Regions from separate parts of the Mus musculus genome. Here region 2 is linked to region 1. Evidence: chromatin contacts called from ENCODE POLR2A ChIA-PET data. All regions are on one chromosome and are shown on one strand. The core of a region is the stretch at or near the end of the contact, and the rest is flanking DNA. Distances in the headings are between cores, read along the strand shown.

Evidence for each region. ChIA-PET counts read pairs that join two places held with the same protein, here RNA polymerase II (POLR2A).
Region 2: POLR2A ChIA-PET joins it to region 1 with 10 read pairs in Patski. The contact joins the promoter of Kirrel here to the enhancer-like site in region 1. POLR2A ChIA-PET finds 5 or more read pairs at or near these places in 4 of 5 experiments (Patski and embryonic stem cell).

The regions. Positions count from the first base shown.
Region 1 is chr3:87,130,794-87,133,772 of GRCm38, forward strand. All of the region lies in intron 2 of Kirrel (kirre like nephrin family adhesion molecule 1), which reads right to left. Among named protein-coding and RNA genes, the nearest start is that of Kirrel, 42 kb to the right of the region's middle. Within about 2 kb of position 1,263, at least 1 of the 3 ENCODE cell types and tissues checked has a DNase peak (open chromatin) inside an H3K27ac peak, as active enhancers do.
Region 2 is chr3:87,172,867-87,176,024 of GRCm38, forward strand. Kirrel (kirre like nephrin family adhesion molecule 1) reads right to left here and starts at 1,671. Exons shown (of 16, transcript NM_001170985.2): 1 at 1,530-1,671.

The DNA.
Region 1 (2,979 bases), core at 13-2,512:
GCTATTGGTAATAACCATGATTATAAAATGACACGAGGTTTTACTAGCCCCTTTACCGTCAACACCATGGTTCTCAGGTCACATTAAGCTAGCAAACAGTATGCCTTTCCCTGGTGGAAAGCAGCACATGGTGCACCCGCAGGAACAGCCACCACCCAAGCCGGCACAGACATCCACGGTCTCAGTTCCCTGTTGATGTCCAACCCTGCATGCTCCCCAGGCCTCGCCACGGGCCACCTTTTCTGCTCTGCTTCCCCTTCTCCTCTGAGCAATGACCCAGGAAAGCGGAGGCCTTCTCCACCTCCATGGACCTTGCCAGTCTCAGGGAAGGTGATAGGGAGAAAAGGTCTCTGGGCTGCCCCAGGCTTCCCTGAGCTACAGCATTCCCAGACACTCCCTGAAAGGGAGCAGCCAGGCAGAAAGACAAAGACTATATCTGATTCCAACAGGCCAAAGACCACAAGCCGGGGTAGGGAAGCTTGCACAAGGGGCCAAGAAAGGGGCTGGGGGTGAACAGGAAGAGGAAAAGGGAAGGGGCCTGCATCTGTGTTCTTACTCCCCAGCCATGAGAGGAGGTATAAGAGAAATCTCACAACACTGTCACAATTTACAGTTCCAAGAAACTTTCCATGTAGTCTCTTTCCCCAGATGTTGCAGTGTGGTCCTCACACCCCAGCTGTGTAGACAGCTTCTTATCCTTCCTCTCCTCCCCACTCCCTAATAGTAGTGCTGCGCTGGAATGCCCCTCAAGATGAGACACCAGGGTCCTTTATAGGCAGAAGACAGAGAGTATCCAAGAAGGGGGAAGGCTAAAGCAGGCTGCCTGCGTGTGTGCCACCTGGCTGCTACCCACTTCCTTCCCTACAGAGCAGGAACACTGGACCAACTCCCAGTGCTAAAGGCTTTAGTGTATGCAGTACGCAGACAGCCTGGCTCTTAGCAGCAACTCAGCGAACTGTGCAGTAGTATCAAGAGATGGGATTACCAAGTGATTCCAATCCCATATAATCTCACCTGGTTCCTACCTCTCCTACCTCACACGAGGAGGCTGAAGCCACCAGTAACAGAGTAGGTACAAAGAGGGTCCAAAGGTCAGCCTCACTCCATGCTTTGAACTTCCAGGCTGGATCTCCTTACCAACAGGTCACTGGTAACCTTGTGCTGTGGCTTCTCCTATCTGAGTCACTTTCCCCAGGGGAAGGGTCACAGGTCACTGTCAGGAGCTCCTGGCGGTCTAGACTGTCCTCTGTTCTCAGGGTTGTGGGAAGTTATCTTTGCTTTCTCTACTGACACTGCTGTTCCAGTAGACCCTGGCTCATGTACGTCTTCAAATGAGTACGAGTTGGAGCCGTGACCTGGCAGCCTTTCAAGGGCTGGGTCTGCTCTCCGACACAGATTGGGAGCCCCACTCCTACTCTATCTATCCCTGCCAGCTGAACCTGGAGACGGGTTTACGGAAAGGTCTCAGTAAATTTGGTTAAGGAAACAAATCAATGAGTGGCTGAATGGGCGAACTTGAGTATGACATCACTCCCCCAGACCCAGGCAAGAGCAGAGGAGCTGCCCAGAGGAAAAACACCGCAGAGAGACCCAGTCCCACACTCCCAGCACGGCAGCCTCCTGGGCATCAACTGTCACCTTTTTTGGAGCTCTGCTTTTAAGCACATCAACAGCCGTGAGGAGATGGCATGGTTGCCAAAAAAACAGAAACCAAACACATCAAAACAAACCAACAGAGAAAACCATAACAACACTACCCACAAGTGACAAATACCGTTCTCTCTCAAGAGCAAGACAGACTCGCTCCCTACCTCTGGGACCTCCCTCAGAGCTCAGCACATGAACACATGTAGCAACCTCTAGGCCATCTGGAAAGAATGTCCTGAAAGAGGCAATTCATATCTCATAGGGCCAGACAGTTTTTATACCATAGGCATATTAACACATGGAATCAGGAGGAAGAAAACAAATGTGTTAAGACATAGGGTCCCGGGGGCTGGAGAGATGGCTCAGTAGTTAAGAGCACTGACTGTTCTTCCAGAGGTCGAGAGTTCAATTCCCAGCAACCGCAAGGTGGGTCACAACCATTTGTAATGGGATCTGATGCTCTCTTCTGGTGTGTCTGAAGAGAGCAACAGTGTATTCATATACATAATAAAAAGATAAATCTTTAAGCTGGGCGTGGTGGCACACGCCTTTAATCCCAGCACTTGGGAAGCAGAGACAGGAGGATTTCTGAGTTTGAGACCAGCCTGGTCTACAAAATGAGTTCCAGAACAGCCAGGGCTATACAGAGAAACCCTGTCTCGAAAACAAAACAAAACAAAACAAAACAAACAAACAAAAGACAAAGGGTCCCCTCCAGACAGTGGCCTTGAGGATCATGGGAGATCCAAAGGGACAGCCTGGTTTGAAGCCTGGATGTGGGGGCAGAGTAGAAATGGGTGCACATTGGAACACAGAGGCTCGCTTGTCCTGGGACCCCGTACCCCTGCCCCAGTTTGCTGGGCTCCGATATGCTACTTCATCCCACCTGTCCCTTGTCACTCTCCTGTCTTCTAACCCCAGTCACAAGACAGTGCTACTATTTCCTCTGCCTGGTGGGAGCTGGGGGCAGTAAAGAGAGCAAAACGCACACGCTGTGCATCCAGCAATTTTACCACTGGCAATTGGTTACAGAAAACTGACTGAGAACTCCATAGGGTCATAAAGGTAAGAGGATGTCTAAGTGTTTCCATTTCATTCTCTCCTAGACAGTTCCAAGGCAATCTAGATCCAGGCATTGTCAGCAGAGCCCAAGCACTTACGATACAAGACCAGGCAGGCTGAGCTTGGGAGCAGAGAGGAAGCCTCAGCATTAAAAGGGATGGTGACGCTTACCTTGTCCACTCTCCCAACACAATCAGCAGTCCCCATCCAGCATGCCCAGCATGTGTCTTCTTTTCCTGAGCTTGGCTGCAGCAGGGCTTACTCATGAAG
Region 2 (3,158 bases), core at 421-2,920, 42 kb after region 1:
GAACAAAGTCAGAACTTAACTTATCTTCCCAACTTTCTGACAAGTGGCCAACCTGAAACCAGGCCTTCTTTTCTCCCTCCCCCTAACTCGACTCCTGCTCTCACACAGCGGATGTGCGCCTTCTCATGTTCTAAGAGGGTCCTGAGGCTCCAGGGAGGGAAAGGGAATTGAGACCCCTAAGCTAAGCCAAGCTTTGCCTTCCGAGCTGGAGGAGAGAGGGCTAGCAAAGGGGAGGGGGGTCCAGTGGAGCACCCCACCCCCTACACACACACACACACACACACACACACACACACACACCATTCAGGAGAGGAAGAGAGCTGGCCAATGCCTGGGGCTCTTTCCATTCTGCGGCTTCTCTCTTTCCAGATCACTCACCCACCCCAGTGAGAGACCACCTCCTCCATTTTGAAGACTGTAACATCTCTGTAGGCGCCTGCCTATAAGAATGTCTGCCCCAAGTTTCTTTGTTTGCTCCATGGCTGGGGTGTGTGGAAGCAATTCTGTGTGAGTGAGTGCTATGTCCTTTGAATGTAGGAAACATGTATGTACAGTTTAAGTTTGATGCCAGGGTATAACTAGGCAAGTGTGTGTCAGCTTAGAAGAGGAATCTTCCTTCTTCAGAGGTGTCAATCAGTGTCTTTGTGTATGTGTCTGTCTCCATGTGTGTGTGTGTGTGGGTGGTGGGGGGGTCTCCTTAGGTGAGTAGTCTGTCTCCATGTCTCTGTTGGAAGCTATCTGTGTGTCTGATTTCTGTGCTCCAGTTCAGGCGAGGGGCTCGACAGTGTTAAATCTTCCTTGGAGTCAGTCTCAGGAGGCAAAAGCCTTTTCCTGCAGACCCCAGGCCTGGCTGGGGTTTGGACCCTTGGTTCCTTCACGTGCATCCAGCCCAGTGTACCTGAATGCACTCATCTCTCTCCCACTCTTCCTACCAGCTCTGCCCAGCTAGTTCCAAAGGAGCCTCAGAAACCTGCACTTTTCTGACCCGAAGTGAGTGCCTGGCTCAGTCAACTCCCCTTCCCCTGAACCCAGACAACCCTGGTATCTAGACTTCTATCTCCCACCCACAACCTCCAGGGCGGGGGACCGAATATAGCCTTCCTTTGAGGGGCAGCCCCAAGCAGTATGCAGCCGCACATCAGATGAAGGTGACTGTAGGCTGGATTGGGGTAGCAGGATCCCTCAGCCTCATCTTAGGAAGCCTGCGTCTGTGTTTTCCACGCACTCCGCCCCCCAAATCTGAAATCAAATCCCATCTCCTCCCAGCCTTTCTCTTGCCCAGGACCCAGTAGTCCGGCCCTGGGCCCAGGAAGTGGAGGGATGGAGGAAGGACCGCCAGGAACTGGAGGAAAGACTTTGAGCACTCCGATCCCTTTTCTACTCGGATCTCGGCTTTTGCGACCTAAGTTCTCTGTTCTCCCGCGCAGCCAGAGGAAGCAAGTTGGGCCGCTTCACCAAGAACTCCTCGGTGTTCTCCCGGAAACTCCACGCCCGTTCCCTGGACTCCCTAGCCCGCGGCTGGGGCTTACCTTGTGAGAAAGTGTTGTAGAGAGTGAGGATCCAGATGAGGAGGCTCAGCATGCTGTCCGCCCGCCGCTGGGCCCCAGTCGGCGCGAGCGGGGCCGCCGCTGGCTCTCTCTCCTCCCTCCCGCCCTTGCACACAAGGCGCACACTCGCTTGCCTCTCTAGCCGCCGGCTCGCTCCCCTGGCCCCTCCTCTCGTCCCGCGCCCCCTAATAATTTCTGCCCTCCGGCTTTATCTCTCGGGGCCTCTCTCAACCTCCGCGCCGCGCGCTCTCTCTCCCTCTCCCTCTCTTCCCTCCCCGGCTCCCTCCCTCTCTTCCTGACGTCTGCTCTCCCTCCGACGGCGCCTCCCTCCACTGCCCTCCCCTGGTCCCCCAACGCGCGCGCACACACTCGCTCCGCTCGCTGGAACCGAGATGGGAGGAGAGCAAAGAGAAAGGAATTGAGGGCAGAGGCAAGGGGTGGGGAGGGGTGGGGAGAACGAGGCGTCGCAGGCTCTGGAGCAAGGACCGCTGGGTCCTGGCCCACCAGTGCTTGGTGCGAGACCTACTTTTACCCCCAGTGGTGTAACTGAGCCGGGCATGGGGTGGCAGCCAGGACTGAGGACGAACCTTCATCAATTTGGATGACTGTGTTAGGAGGGGTGTGCTTCTTATGCGTCTGGGGGATGGGGGTGTAAAAGCTTTAAGATCTCTTCTTCGTTTTAATCCCAAACCCCAGAATCTAACCCTAGATGCCTAAATTAAGAATTCTCAATTAACTCGAGAGTGTTGGAGAGGGAGAAGCTCTTCTTGCCTACAAATCTCAGGCTGGAGAAATCTTGACTGTCTTTGAGCCCCTTCTGAGGGCTTCAGCCAGCCACATTGAGGCCCGCCTCAGCGCTGGAGTCCGTAGCAGCCATGAAGAGGCGCAGTTAACTCTTCCTTTGTTCACCCCAGACATTTATCTATCCGGAGGGAAAACCAAAGAACTCGGTGGCTTTCTCTTGTGCCTCCCCGAAGGCTTGCTACAGAAGGCAGCCACTGATCGATCTCTAAGCACTCAGGAACTTGAGGTGCACTGGGGTGAAGACATGGAGAATCGAAATAGAAGTGCATTCGGGTGGGTTCTCCAGTCCAGAACCCAGTGTAGTAGCCACCTCCTCTCCCAATCCCTAAATACATCCTTCTGCTCACTGGGCTGCTGAGTGTGGGAGAAATAATAGAAACACAGGAATTGCACAACTTTGCAATTACGCCCATCTGGAGAGGCCTCCACCTCTTCCTTCTCATATTCTAGATCTCCTGAGTCCCTAAAAGCTCCTGGCCAAGATAGCTTTATCTTCAGGCTTGGAACTAAGGCACACAGCTCTAGTGCCCTCTGCTGATATGAGATGGGCACAGTTTCCTCAAAAAATCTTGACAGTTAGATTGAGTGAGTGGTCCAGACGCAATCTGGAACAATTAGAGGGCACAGAAACAAAGTCAAAACTAGCCAGCTAACCAGTCAACCAACCAAACTAACAAACGACCCATAAGTTCATATTCAAAAGCATAATATGACTCAGAGTTCTCTTTATGTTAAAAATATTTGCAAGCATAGACAAAAACCAAAATTTTAAGACAGGGATATCTAATCCAGAGATTAAGAATACCA